Linked DNA regions of Homo sapiens: regions 2 and 3 are each linked to region 1. The links are chromatin contacts, found by Hi-C or POLR2A ChIA-PET in ENCODE. All regions are on one chromosome and are shown on one strand. Each heading gives the region's core, a stretch centred on a gene start or an enhancer-like site at or near the end of the contact. The rest is flanking DNA. Distances are from core to core; before and after follow the strand shown.

Evidence for each region. Hi-C counts contacts between places; a loop is a spot of excess contacts on that map. ChIA-PET counts read pairs that join two places held with the same protein, here RNA polymerase II (POLR2A). Pooled maps may share reads with other maps.
Region 2: a loop to region 1 is called in a pooled map, with 6 times the contacts of the local background. The contact joins two enhancer-like sites. A Hi-C loop is called at or near these places in 6 of 37 single-sample maps with no recorded cell type and 5 of 50 pooled maps.
Region 3: a map of mammary epithelial cell shows a loop between it and region 1 (4-fold over the local background). The contact joins two enhancer-like sites. A Hi-C loop is called at or near these places in 4 of 168 maps with a recorded cell type or tissue (A673, IMR-90, endothelial cell of umbilical vein and 1 more) and 4 of 50 pooled maps. POLR2A ChIA-PET finds 5 or more read pairs at or near these places in 3 of 52 experiments (BJ, HCT116 and activated naive CD4-positive, alpha-beta T cell).

The regions. Positions count from the first base shown.
Region 1 is chr6:134,286,677-134,291,418 of GRCh38, reverse strand. All of the region lies in intron 1 of SGK1 (serum/glucocorticoid regulated kinase 1), which reads left to right. Among named protein-coding and RNA genes, the nearest start is that of SGK1, 29 kb to the left of the region's middle. Within about 2 kb of position 2,863, at least 8 of the 41 ENCODE cell types and tissues checked have a DNase peak (open chromatin) inside an H3K27ac peak, as active enhancers do; they include IMR-90, where a contact is called at or near this core.
Region 2 is chr6:134,869,150-134,873,891 of GRCh38, reverse strand. The region is part of intron 2 of LOC101928277 (a long non-coding RNA gene); the gene reads left to right. Among named protein-coding and RNA genes, the nearest start is that of ALDH8A1, 79 kb to the left of the region's middle. RefSeq lists enhancers at 32-91, 172-251, 282-331, 342-461. Within about 2 kb of position 2,736, at least 3 of the 41 ENCODE cell types and tissues checked have a DNase peak (open chromatin) inside an H3K27ac peak, as active enhancers do.
Region 3 is chr6:134,820,433-134,825,174 of GRCh38, reverse strand. The region is part of intron 2 of LOC101928277 (a long non-coding RNA gene); the gene reads left to right. Among named protein-coding and RNA genes, the nearest start is that of ALDH8A1, 130 kb to the left of the region's middle. Within about 2 kb of position 2,099, at least 5 of the 41 ENCODE cell types and tissues checked have a DNase peak (open chromatin) inside an H3K27ac peak, as active enhancers do; they include IMR-90, where a contact is called at or near this core.

The DNA.
Region 1 (4,742 bases), core at 1,614-4,113:
CGTAAGGTCAGATAACAACTTAGTTTGGGTTTGCTGATGTGGAACTGTAGCATAGGTGACTCCATTTTGATTTTTAGTCCGGTCTGTTGGGGCCTAGTGCAGGAGCTTAGTTCAACAGCCTCCTGTAATTTTTATTTTAAGTGTGTAACTAATGCCTACATCCACCGCTCTGCTACAGTAAGGAGGCCTGATTGATTCTCCTCTGGACTCCTTCAGAGGGCTCCTAACAGGGCGCTTCACTGCCTACCTTTCACTCCAAATCATCCCACACGTGGCTGAGCTGCAGCTCAGTATCTAATATGCAAGTCCTATTAAGATGTAGATTAGAGGCATGGACCTGGTTTGCTCACTGAATTCATTGCAAACCCTTAATGTGGCACCCAAGGCCCTCAGCAACAAGCCCTCAAGCAACCTTTCCTGCCTTCTCATCATCTTCTTCCCTACCTGCCTCTCAAATCACTCATCCATTCACTTCAATATATTTTTTGAGGACTGAATATGTGCTGAGCCCTCTGCTAGGTGCTAGAAACAATGATGGGCCAAACCAGATAAGTTCCAGGCAGGGCCCTGCACATGTAAAGCCCTGGGTGGGAAGACATGAGTAGTTTATAGGAGGTGGCCCAGAGACTTCTGTGGCTCAAGCAGAGAGCCTGAAAATAGGGAATATGTTTGAACAGCAAAGTAGAAAATAAACTAGCTAGGACTTCGCAGGCCTCCTTAAGAAGTTCTGTCATTATCTGAGGCACAATGAGAAGCTCCATGTATTGAACAGAGCTGCAGCGCCCTGCCATTTTCCTCCCCTAAGTTATTGCTTCTACGGGTCCTTCACTGTGAACTACACTCTTCATTTTTTCTGTCTCTGCTTGCTCAACTCACAACCATTATTTGGAACATTAATTTCAAGTGCCATCTCTTCCATGGAAAATGTCCTCCTCATCCCAAACCAAATGGAGCTTGTATTGCTGTCATTTGTCTTTGTTTTTTTTTTTTGACAGAAAATCACAGATTTATTGAAACAAAAGTACACTCCACAGAGTGGGAGTAGGCTCCAACAAGTCTTTTTCTTTTCTTTTCTTTTCTTTTCTTTTTTTTTTAGAGGCAGGGTCTTGCTGTGTCACTCAGGCTGGAGTGTAGTGGCAAGATCATAGCTCAGTGCAGCCTCGAACTCCTGCGCTCAAACAATCCTCCCACCTCAGCCTCCTGAGTAGCTAGGACTACAGATGTATGCCAACATGCATAGCTAATTTTTTTTTTTTTTTTTTTTTTTTGAGAAGGAGCTTTGCTCTTGTTGCCCAGGCTGGAGTGCAATGGCGTGGTCTCGGCTCACTGTAACCTCCCCCTCACGGGTTCAAACAATCCTCCTGCCTCAGCCTCCTGAGTAGTGGGATTACAAGTGCCTGCCACCACGCCCAGCTAATTTTTGTATTTTTTTAGTAGAGATGGGGTTTCACCATGTTGGTAAGGCTGGTCTTGAACTCTTGATCTCATGTGATCCACCCGCCTCAGCCTCCCAAAGTGCTGGGATTACAAGCATGAACCACTGCACCAGGCCACATAGCTACTTTTTTATTTTTTGTAGAGACAGAGGTCTCACTGTGTCGCCCAGGCTGGTCTTGAACTCCTGTGCTCAAGTGATCCGCTCGCCTCAGCCTCTGTATGTCTTTTTCTCTGCTACATATGAGACCTATAGGGTCTGATGTGGTAGCCACCAGCTACATGTGACTATTGAGCACCTGAATTGTGGCTAGTCTGAATCGAGATGTACTTTAGATGTAAAATACATACCAGATTTTAAACACAGTATGGAAAAAAAAAGAGAATATAAAATATTTCATTAATAATTTTATATTAAGTACAATTTAGAATGATAATGTTGGGGGTACATTGAGTTAAATAAAGTATATGTTTGAAATTAATTTCATGTTTCTTTTTACTTCACTTAATGTGTCCATTAGAACATTTACATTGTGTCTGTGGTTTATATTCTATTCCTATTGGACTGCACTCCTCTAGACTATACACTTCCTGAGTAGTAAAGGCTTATCCAATTATTCATCTGTTTATCCCCCAGGGAACACTAGCTTGTTCATAGTGGAAGAATCAATGAATATTGTTTAAATTCATTGCCAATTAAAAGAAATACTTTGCAATTTTAGTACACTACCTCCTTTCCACCTGAAATGTGCAGCCGAACTCCACAGTGAAAATGGGTAGACAAGGGAGACAGAGTTTTTTCCAGCCCCTATGAAGGCTAAAGGTATGGAACATGTGGTGTGGTCATGGAGGACACAGCAAGCCAAGACTGCTGATTCAGACAGGTTTCTCTATTTCCAAAACAAGAACTTTTATTGCAGAGTATGGAGGGAGCATTAGGACAGGAGGATCTTTGTGGTTTCTCACTGTATCTGTGGAAAAAATCTGAGGTTAAGGTTTAAATTAAACTGACATTTAAAAGAGCCTTTGTAGGCTCTTACTATGTGTATGTTAGCATCTGTTGCTATAGCTAAACTGACACTGATTATTATGAATGATGCTTTATGAGTGATGGAATAAAAATGTGGTTTCCTGCTTATGGACATTTCCTGGTGTTGGTTTCATCCTCTTTAATGATGAGATCAAGACCAGGGAAAATTACTAAGAGTATAGAAAACGTATCACAAAGAAAATATTATTAGGATACCAAGCATTTCTGAGATGGAAAAAAAAGTATTTAGAACTTCCGAATACCGCCTCTGTAATTTTATGAATTGTTTTGTTTCTGCTGGCTTCTGGTTTTGCAATCAGTTCTCCTTATGATTCACAGAGGCTCCCTCATGACTACCTTCACATGTGTTCCCCTTTTTGTTCAGAGACCTCTGAGGATGAACCAATGTATTTCTCATCATAAAATGGTTGAAGACATCTCTTTGCCCATTAGAAAGCCTAATTTCAAGGATTTTATGTTTTACCCTTGGAAAAGATGTTTAGTTTTAAACAGGCTTTTTCTCCAGGCGTATTTTCTACTGATCTCACAAAAGAGCTTCTGCTTCAACCAGACCTGTCTCCTCACTGTTCCTTGAAATGCCACTAGTTCTCTGTGTTTATTGCAACCTCTATCCTGCTACTGACCAAGGGTTCTCTCTGAATGTTTTACATTCAGACTCCACTTAAAAACTTGTCAGATTGCTACTGAAGTTTAAGTATGGAAAGAATTCTTGTAGTAGCCCTTCCCATAGGGCAATATCTCTTTTTACCATAACCAAGTTGCTCCTGTTTTAGCTTAGGCTAAACTTAATTTGCCTTCATTTTCCCCAGCTGTAAGAAGGGTCTTGGTAAACACTAACCTTCCGGTCTGAGTCATGTTTAGCCCTCATGATCTGAAGACATCCCAAGAGATCTCTTGTCTTAGTTTATGTTCCTTATCATTTTATCTATTAGAGTCACATCTTAGGTTAGGTAAGGAGATGGCATCTTTGTGTAAGACAAAATAACAAACATGAAAAGCTATGTTTACTCATTTCTGCTTGCCAACAAAGTAACTTCACAAAGCTCCTGACTCTGTGACAACATACAGCTCTCCAAAAGATACTTTAACAACAAAACAAAATAGAGCACAGGGTCCCCTATGTCTCTTGCATAGTACAAAATTACTTTCCATAAAAAAACTCTAATACATGTAAATACAAAAACACACAATTCATCTTAAAATGTACAAATTGATATTCTAACTTTATTAAGTCATTATCACATTTTCCAATCTACAACTCACTTTAATACTATTAAATATATACTATTATACACAACCTATACTATCCTTATAGTAGTCTTATTAAAATATTATATTAAATATAAAAAACCAAATCACAGTAAATAAAAAATAAATACAATCCAAAACGTATTTTCCAATAAATAGACAAATATACACACTAGGCCCAATACTCATTCCTTACTCCTACAACTCAAAATTACCAATCTTCCTTAAAAAAAAAAAAAAAGCCTTCTTATCTATATAAACAATCATTAATCTTATAAATACAACCAGACAATTAATTTATAACAAAAAAATTTATAGGACAAAATAACAAACATAAAAAAATTATATTTATTCATTTCTACTTGCCAACATAATTTTACAAAACTCCTGACTCTATAACATATAATTCTCCAAGGCTGGGAGTGGTGGCTCATGCCTGTAATCCCAGCTATCTGGGAGCCCGAGGCAGGTGGATCATTTGAGGTCACAAATTTGAGACCAGTCTGGCCAACATGGTGAAACCCCATCTCTACCAAAAACACAAAAATTAGCTGGGCATGGTGACATGTGCCTGAAGTCCCAGCTACTTGGGAGGCTGAGGCTAGAAAATTGCTTGAACCCAGAAGGTGGGGGTAGCAGTGAGCCAAGATGGTACCACTGTGACACTCCGTCTCAAAAAACAAAACAAAAAAAGACTTCTCCAAGAAAATACTGTAGAGACAAAACAAAATAAGACATACAACTCCCAAATGCCCCCAACCTCTCTTTACCTAAATCACTATATTCCTTAAAAAATAAAAAGCCCTAGTCCTTGTCTTTTTCTACACACAAAATAATGTCTAACAAAATTAATAATTATACTTCTATAACCTATAACCAGATAACTAAATATACTCTTTTTTAAAAATTTGTGTTTTTAGGCCAGGCACAGTGGCTCACGCCTGTAATCTCAGCACTTTGGGAGGCTGAGGCGGGCGGATCACAAGGTCAGGAGATTGAGACCATCCTG
Region 2 (4,742 bases), core at 1,487-3,986, 580 kb before region 1:
GTCATGGTCTTGTTGATGATATTATGTTAACCTCTGACTCCCTTGCAGATTTAGAAGCAGCAATGCCTCTCTTGCCTGGGATTGAGATAGTGCGGCTGAAACTGCCTTCCTGGCAGCCAACCGGGCTATTCAGCAGATGCAGGCTCTATGAGTGATTGACCAAGGGTGCCCATTTGAATTTTATATGCATGTGACCACAGATGGGTTTGACTGGGGCCTGTGGCTGTGCATGGAGCACTTTAGAACACCAGTAGGCTTTTGGTCCCAACTTTAGAAGAGAGCTGAGCTCTGGTATTCATTGATAGAGAAGCAGTTAGTAACTACATATACTGCCCCTCAGGCTCATGAGAGTGTGGCAAGATGAGCTATAGTCATCATGCTGATGACTTACTCAATAGCAACATGGGTACATTTATGGCTATGGATCCCCCAGCCTGGGACAGTGCAGACATCCCTTTAGCAAAGTGGGGCACCTACTTAGAGCAGCAGAGTACACTGAGTACAAGCCCCTTAACAGCAGAGTTGCAAGAGGTCTTGGGACCTGTAGTCTTTTTTTTTTTTTGAGATGGAGTCTCGCTCTGTCGCCCAGGCTGGAGTGCAGTGGCACAATCTCGGCTCACTGCAAGCTCCGCCTCCCAGGTTCACGCCATTCTCCTGCCTTAGCCTCCCAAGTAGCTGGGACTACAGGCGCCCGCCACCATGCCTTCCTAATTTTTTGTATTTTTAGTAGAGATGGGGTTTCACCATGTTAGCCACGATGGTCTCTATCTCCTGACCTCGTGATCTGCCTGCCTTGGCCTCCCAAAGTGCTGGGATTACAGGCATGAGCCACCACGCCCAGCCAGGATCTGTATTCTTTTTTTTTTTTGAGACGGAGTCTCGCTCTGTCGCCCAGGCTGGAGTGCAGTGGCGCGATCTCGGCTCACTGCAAGCTCCGCCTCCCGGGTTCACGCCATTCTCCTGCCTCAGCCTCCCGCGTAGCTGGGACTACAGGCGCCCGCCACCACGCCCGGCTAATTTTTTTGTGTTTTTTAGTAGAGACGGGGTTTCACTGTGTTAGCCAGGATGGTCTCGATCTCCTGACCTCGTGATCCGCCCGCCTCGGCCTCCCAAAGTGCTGGGATTACAGGCGTGAGCCACAGCGCCCGGCCGGGATCTGTAATCTTAATGCAAGAGAAGGCCATGGGACCTGAGGCACCCCTAGTCATGGGTCTAGCCAAGGTGCTACTGCTGCTTGGACTGCTGTTGCAGTCCAACCTAGTACTGGCACCATATGGTTTGAAACCGGGTATGGACAAAGTAGCTAATGGGCTGAACTCAGGGCAGTGTGAATGGTGATGACCAAGGTGGTGACACCTATGGTAATCTGCACCAATAGCTGGGCAGTTTATTGAGGCTTAACCTTGTGGTTAACTACCTGCAAGTTACAGAAGTAGCTAGTTAGTCACCATTCCATGTGGGGCCAAGCCATAGGGAAAGACCTGAAGGAGGAAGGATGACCTTCTCCAACCACGTGTGGGGACAAAAGGTAACCTGTTGTTGCCTGCCCCAATGCCCCTAAAGGTAGGAAAATAAAAACCTGGCTTAATGTATAAAGCAGCATTGGGGTAACGTCACCTTGGGGTGGTTGCCCGCCATAACCTGGAGTTGTTGCTCCCTGTAGTACTGCTGTGGCCTCTGGATCCAGGGTTCTGCCCTGCAGGCATGTCTCCCACTAGAACTCCCTTGGCCTACAGGGTGGAATGTAAGGCCTATATGTCAGACCTGTGTGTCCAAAGCCTATGTCTCGCTCAGCCTAGGGGGTGGAGTGTAAGGAAAATGGATTTGCTGCAGTCAAGAATAGGCCAAAGGCCGGGCACGGTGGCTCACGCCTGTAATCCCAGCACTTTGGGAGGCCGAGGCGGGTGGATCATGAGGTCAGGAGATCGAGACCATCCTGGCTAACAAGGTGAAACCCCGTCTCTACTAAAAATACAAAAAATTAGCCGGGCGCGGTGGCGGGCGCCTGTAGTCCCAGCTACTCGGGAGGCTGAGGCAGGAGAATGGCGTGAACCCGGGAAGCGGAGCTTGCAGTGAGCCGAGATTGCGCCACTGCAGTCCGCAGTCCGGCCTGGGCGACAGAGCGAGACTCCGTCTCAAAAAAAAAAAAAAAAAAAAAAAAAAGAATAGGCCAAGGTAGATATCCAGTCCAGCATGACTGAGCAAGTTTGGAGCACAGGAGCACAACTCCACACATTATGTAATCACACCATGTGAGGCGCATTAGGTGATCACCCACATGAGCTTGTGCTTGGCTCGGACCCACTATTGTCTGTACAAGGTATAATTACCCTACTGATGCTGTACATACAGCTTGCACCTGGGCTCACTCGTGCCCAGAGGGAGAGTAAAGCCATGTCGAAACTGTCTACGATTCCTCGAGTGTTTTTCCAGCTACCCACCACTCACCCACTGACTCCCCTCAGACCTCAGTTAGAACCTGACACTGACTAAGACACAGTCATAGCTCAGAGGATGTTTGATTTCTTATCCTGGACACTGAAAGCAGTTACATGGATTCTAGCATACTTTGGCATAATTTCTCCTCCTGCATACCTTATGGGGTGAGGATATAGAATATGTCCCCGTTGCTAATCTCTAAGTGAACTCTGTACCTTTAAATCTTCATGGACAAGCATCCTTGTGGTTTTCACCAGGTGCACTCAATCTAGAACAGGAAGGAGTGTGGATGAAGTTTCTTGTGTTAAGCAATAACAGATGTATGTATCCAGTGCTGTGCCGGTCAATGTTTAAAGCTCAGCTCTGGTGGAGGTGGGGTCTAGGAAGCCCTGATTTGTAGCGTTTGCCATTTTCTGTGGTGTAAATATTTTTACCATGCTGATTTTAAACCAAAAGTGTAACATCATTGAACATACTTTGGGAAGAGATGCTACCCAGCTCTTGCAAGCTGATGCGAACTGGTTCCAGCACCTCCCAGTTTACACCCAGTTACAGACAGATTGGGATAAACACATTTATGTTACAGTGGGAATTTCATAGGTTAAAACATTACAGTAAAGAAGTTTGACGGGAAAGTCATTGTGGGGGTATTATTAGTCAGCAGGTGACTATAAATAGGAAGCACAGGTGTGTTTGTGTTCTCAGTGGAGGGCCCTGCTGCTGTTCACTCACTCCGGGTTTCAGATGCAAAGTGAAGGCAGCCTGGTGATCCTAGAATCCTGATACATTGTCACAGCGTCTGAACTATTGGATATGTTGGCTTACTATTTGCAAATAAAGCTTCAGTTATAGCTTGAAGCTTATTTTATCCTTTCTCAAATTAGTTTTATGTCGAATTAGCAACATAAGGTGAGAATGAAAAAATTAACTAAAAATGACAGAACAACTAACGTGGTTTCTTGTTTTCCTTCTTTTCTTCTTTTTTTTTGTTTTTTGTTTTATGTTGTTTTTGAGACAGTCTTGCTCTGTCTTTCAGGCTGGAATGCAGTGGTCCAATCTCGGCTTACTGCAACCTCTGCCTCCCAGGTTCAAGTGATTCTCCTGCCTCAGCCTCCTGAGTACCTGGGATTACAGGCTTGTGCCACCACGCCCCACTAATTTTTTTTTTGAAACAGTATCTCACTCTATTGCCCAGGCTGGAGTGCAGTGGCACGATCATGGTTCACTGCAACCTCCACCTCCTGGGCTCAAACGATTCTCATGCCTCAGCCTCACGAGTAGCTGGTACTAGAGGCGTGTGCCACCATGCCCGGCTAATTTTTTGTATTTTTAGTTGAGACGGGTTTTCACCATGTTGCCCAGGCTAGTCTCGAACTCCTGAGCTCAGGCAGTCTGCCCACCTCGGCATTCCAAAGTGCTAGGGCTACAGGCGTGAGCCACCATGCCCGGCCATAATTTTTGCATTTTTAGTAGACACGGGGTTTCACCATGTTGGCCAGGCTGGTCTTGAGCTCCTCACCTCAAGTGATCCACCTGCCTCAGCCTCCCGAAGTGCTAGGATTACAGGCATGAGCCACACCCCCGGCCAACTAACATGGTTTCATTGAAGTTCTCTGAATATACTCCTGAAATTTGACCAAAATCATATAACCAAATCTTGGCATCTAGAACCCAGGAGCTGGCCCGTAATACTTGAAAGAACAAAGTTTGAAGAGAGAAATATATAGAGATAATAAACAGCAGCTATTAAAGTTGTGGTACTTATAAGCCCCTAATGTGGGCTTTGATGAAAATATTAATAGTTTCTAAAAGTGGTTAGAGAAATTATGGAATGAAAGAAGTATCATAAATAAGTTATCATGGAAAACTAGTTAAATTGCAAATTAGTACCCAACTTCTTAAAATGGAATAAGTGCCAATCAAGATCCCTTATATATCTTTATTTTTCATTTAAAATTTTAATTTTATTTTTAAAAATTTTTGAGGTAGGGTCTCACTCTGTTGCCCAGGCTGGAGTACAGTGGTGGGATCATAGCTCACTGCAGCCTTGACTTCCTGGGCTCAAGCGATCCTCCCGCCTCAGCCTCCCAGGTAGCTGGGACTACAGCTACTACAGCTACCTGGGAGGCTGGTGATGCGCAGCTAATATATATATTTTATTTTGTAGAGATGGGGGTCTTGCCATGTTGTGTAGGCTGTTCTGGAACTTCTGGCCTCAAATGACTATCTTCCCGCCTAGGCCTCTTGAAGGCTGGGATTGCAGGCATGAGACACCATTCCTGGCCTTAAAAATTTTTTTGAAC
Region 3 (4,742 bases), core at 850-3,349, 530 kb before region 1:
TTTTTGTATTTTTAGTAGAGATGGGGTTTACCATGTTGGCCAGGCTGGTCTCAAGCTCCTGACCTCAGGCAATCTGCCTGCCTCAGCCTCTTAAAGTGTTGAGATTACAGGCATGAGCCACCATGCCTGGCCAGGGAAATGGATTTGAGACTGAGCCCCCATCTTCTAGGATGTAGCACCCAATTAAAGCCTTCTTCCTTGGCATGTCATCATCTCAGTGATTGGTTTTCTGTGCAGCCAGCAGCAGGACCTAGACTGAACCCTTGGTGTTTCGGTAACAACATCAGTGTGATTGATGTCCTCATGAAACCAATGGAATCAGAATTTCCTAGAAATCTTTACAAAGCTTTTGCTTCTCTCATGTTGTATTCTTCAGTCCATGGTGGTTTACATTTGCCTCTTTTATCATCTCTTTTAGTCTGAAAATTTTCTGTTTCTCGTATTAGTGCTTTCAAATAGATTGCCTATTGGATTATTTTCTCATTTATATAGCAGACTCGGATTGGATGGGGGGATATGATTAAAAGACAATTACATATATTTAATACTTTTAGAGGATTTATACAGGAACAAAAATCAGAGGAAGACCTACAAGATTTTCTAATTTAAAAATTTTTAATTATTCTAATAAGCATTTCATGCTCTTAGCTCTTTACTATGAAGAAATGGACTGGGAGCCAACAGATCTGAGTTCCTGTCCCTGCATTGACAAATAATTCATTTTCAGAGCCTGTTTCACAAGCCATGAAATAAGGGAACCATTTTATGTAGAAAGTAGCTTCAAAACAGCTGGGATGAATAAAGTACTTTATTACCTGGAGACTTCAAACACAGTTTTTTTGCTGTGGCCCATAATTTGATAGTGTCTAATTGCATCTAAAATCCAAGTTTTCGGCCAGGCGTGGTGGCTCACACCTGTAATCCCAGCAATTTGGGAGGCCAAGGTGGGCGGATCATGAGGTCAGGAGTTTGAGACCAGTCTGACCAACATGGTGAAACTCCATCTCTACTAAAAATACAAAAATTAGCTGGGCGTGGTAGTGTGTGCCTGTAATCCCAGCTACTCAGGAGGCTGAGGCAGGAAAATCGCTTGAAACTGGGAGGCAGAGGTGGCAGTGAGCTGAGATCGCACCATTGCACTCCTGCCTGGGTGACAGAGTGGGACTCCGTCTCAAAAAAAAAAAAAAAAGTTTTCTGCGATGGCATCTAAGCATCTTTCTGTTCCAGTCCTGAACTGCCTTCCACATCACTTCCCACCCATCTTCTTGGGCCCTGATCCTTTATCACATGCTGTACTCTCAGGACTCCTGACCTTTGCTTCTGCTGTTCCCCCTGCCTAGCATACCACACCCATTTCTTTAGAAATCAAAGGCCCATCTATCTCCTTCAAAACTCAGATCTAGTGTTTCCTCTTGCATGCAGCTTTTTCTAACCTCAGCAGAATGAATTTCCCCCTTCCCTTTGTGCTTTCTCATAATGGAACATTTATCATATGGGATAATTACTTGTTACATGTTTTGTTTTCTATTTAATACCTCCTAAGTTTTGACTGAAGCTTGTCCACATGCTTGGTCACAGAACTGTCCTGGGAAATTCCCTGATGAATTATTTCAAAAGCAACCAAAGTGTCCTAACTTGATGGTAGCAGGGGAAAAACAAGGATCATCTCAGTGTGGCTGAATGAAAAGCAGTATCTATCTGGATCTTCATAAATGATGGAATTGATTTGCCACACCATTTGGTAAAGGCCTGAAGCCGTGGTTAACAGGGTTATTTTGATGAAAACTTGAAACAAAAAACACTCAAAGGACAACAGCCCCGGTGGCCCTTGAGGCAAATGATTGATTCCTGGGGCTATGTTGGAAAGTTTGGCAGAGAAGAGACTGAAATATGCTGTGGGGTGAGGAGGTTGTAGGAGGGGGCCCCACTGGGAGATTCTTGGGCTTTGGAAACATGGGGGAGAGAAAATGGTCCAGAAATGTTGTCTTGGGAAATTAGGGACAGCAGAGCTAGGGATAACAGCATGTCTAGAATACGCTGATAAATTTCCACTAGATGACGCTGTTTCCTCATTTGGCGAATGAGATTTATTACCCTACCCCTACCGGCCAACCTAAGCCCCGGACCACGGACCACGGACCACAGAGGCGTGAGAGCCTGGAGGCCTGGGCTCTAGTTCCAAATCTGCCCCTCCCTGGAATGAGGCCTGGAAGGAACAGACCTCCAAGATTCCCTGAGATTCCTCATTTGTAAAACAAAGAAATCCTCAACCAGGTGCTTTCTAAAACTTCTCCAATTACTTTTTAAAATACGTTTTATTTTTCCATTTTAATGAAAACTGTGGGGATATGTATTGCCTTTTATGTAAATATATACTTGTCATACAGAAATATCAATTTTTATTTAACCAAATCTCATTTAGATAATTAGACTCTGTAAAGCATACGGGGCAAGAATCAAATGAATAACAGTATACTTGTACACATTGGTATGCCTCCTGGGCCTAAACATTTCCCATTTATGTATGCAGTGAATTGTAGAGCTGGAAAGAATCTTAGAGGTTATACAAATAGTTCAGTCTTTTACGTATCTAATATCTAAACATAAGCTTCTCCAGGGGAAAAATTCTATTATTTTTTTTTCCATGATGAATTTTTTTTAGGGTCTGTAGTTGTAGAACTATGTCCTTGTGCTTGAGGCCAGCTCTATACTGAGTTCTCTCATGCAGGTTATCATTTGACGCACGACTTCCGAAGCTCGCTTAAGTCATAACTGAATCATTGAATGACATCAAACACCTAGCTGTTGTGTTTGAGCTCCTTTTTTTTTTTTTTTTTTTTGCCTACTCTTGTGATATGGGTCTGTCCAGCAGTGCTTCTCTCTGTTTGCTTCAGATGTTTTCAGTTATATGGAAATTAAACTCCAAGGGAAGAATATGGGGTGGATCAAATTCTGTAACTGTGTCAATCCCTGCCCCCTCCCCAGAGGACACATCCAGATCCATGTCTCTGCCTCGTGTTTACCATCAGTGGAGCCCAGATTGTTTCAACACATAGAAAGACCCACTGCTTTTCCTGGCAAGTCCTGAAGGTCATTTGTTTGCTGCTTTTTACGGTAATTGCAACAACCATTTATCCCCTTGTAAACAAATAGTGTGCTTCTAACCTATGTACCACAGTTAAAACGTTATCCCAGTAGGACAAGAGAGTTGCTGACAAAGAGAACTGGCAACATAGGGGGGAGAAAGAAGCAAGGCGTAGTCTGTCTCTTACAAATGTGGGTCATATATATTTCTGTCTGAAGGAGATGATGGACTTCAATTTTGTTCTTCCAATTCCTTTCTATACCCCAGTGAGAACAGTTTTTAGTACATATTTAAGTTCTTTTGCTTTAAGAAGAAAGATAAGAATGATAATAATCTCTGAATGTACCAATCCGCTGTTAAACCCCCTCCACCACCCACCAAATAACTCCTCTCACTAGATCAGTTCAGCCCCAGGGTTCATAGTTAACAAGGCTTCATTAGGGCTGAAAAAAAAATTGCCTTTGCTTCCAAACACGGGTTGAGCTCTGATACGGCCTCAGCAGGGAACAGATTTCCCCCTTTTATCTCTTTGCTTCACTGGTGTGTAATCTTGTCTTTTGGAACGGTGGTAATCAGAACAAATTACCTAGAGTGGGGAATAAAAAGACTTCACAGTCATTGTGGGTAATTTTTTGTTTTCTTTAACAATTGGTACCTTCCTTTAGTAATTGAAAATGATCCAAGAAATCTCTATGTACTTCGTAAGACTTTCCTAAGCGTGCCAGCTAAAGCTTTTAAGGTGGTAGAGATGGTTTCAGCGAGGGCTTGGAAGCTCCAAAAAACCAGAAACTTGCCTTGTTGCCTGGGTCCCTCAACAGGGATGGCCAGAGTTTCTTGAGACAATTGCTGCTGTGGTCTGGAAAGAAGCAGAGCCATGAAAGAGGAGAAGGCTTTGTGGCATGTCTAGGCCCAAATTCCAGATGCAGAGTTTAGTGTGAACAGCGTGTCCCTCCCAATCTTGAGAAGAAGATAAAGAATGGTGCTCCTCTAGGATCTGCCCTCGGTTTTTGTTGGGGGCTCCAGTCCCACTAGACCTGGGTTATTGTCAGAAAGGCAGCCTCACAGTACCTCTGCCACTCAGTGGGGGTCTCTGCGCCTGCTGCTTCATTCATCATCCCCTGCCTCTCCCACGTGCACTGGAAAATGTTATTTGCTTCTTGAGGTTCAGAGAGATGAAGAACATGCCTGAGTTCACTAGCATGAAGCAAGTGTTAGAACCTCTGAGAGACTGAAGGGTTGGGGGTGAGGGTTTATGACATCCATGGGGATGCTTAGAGGAACATCTGCCATGTCAGGTGTCATTTCTGAAGCTTCATACTAGATGAATTTGAGATGTGTGGAAATAGGAACAGCCTATTTGTGAGGTTACCTTCCTGGGCAAAGCAATGTTATCCAAGATTCACTCAGAAAGCCGCAAGAAGCATGCTGGAGCTAGGTGTCAAGAGGAGGTTTATGGCATGTCATTAATGGAAAGTCAGGTGGAAAAGAGCTAACACTTCTCAAGGTATCATCCTTCTGTGTCAAAGTCTCTGCCTCTACAGGACTGTAAGTATGTGGGTTGATAACAGCTTCTAGTGCCTTGAACATGTTACCAGTGGTTGAATGAACAAATGAGCAGAAGTTGGAGATACCCTCATTAGGACGTAGGATGTTCTGA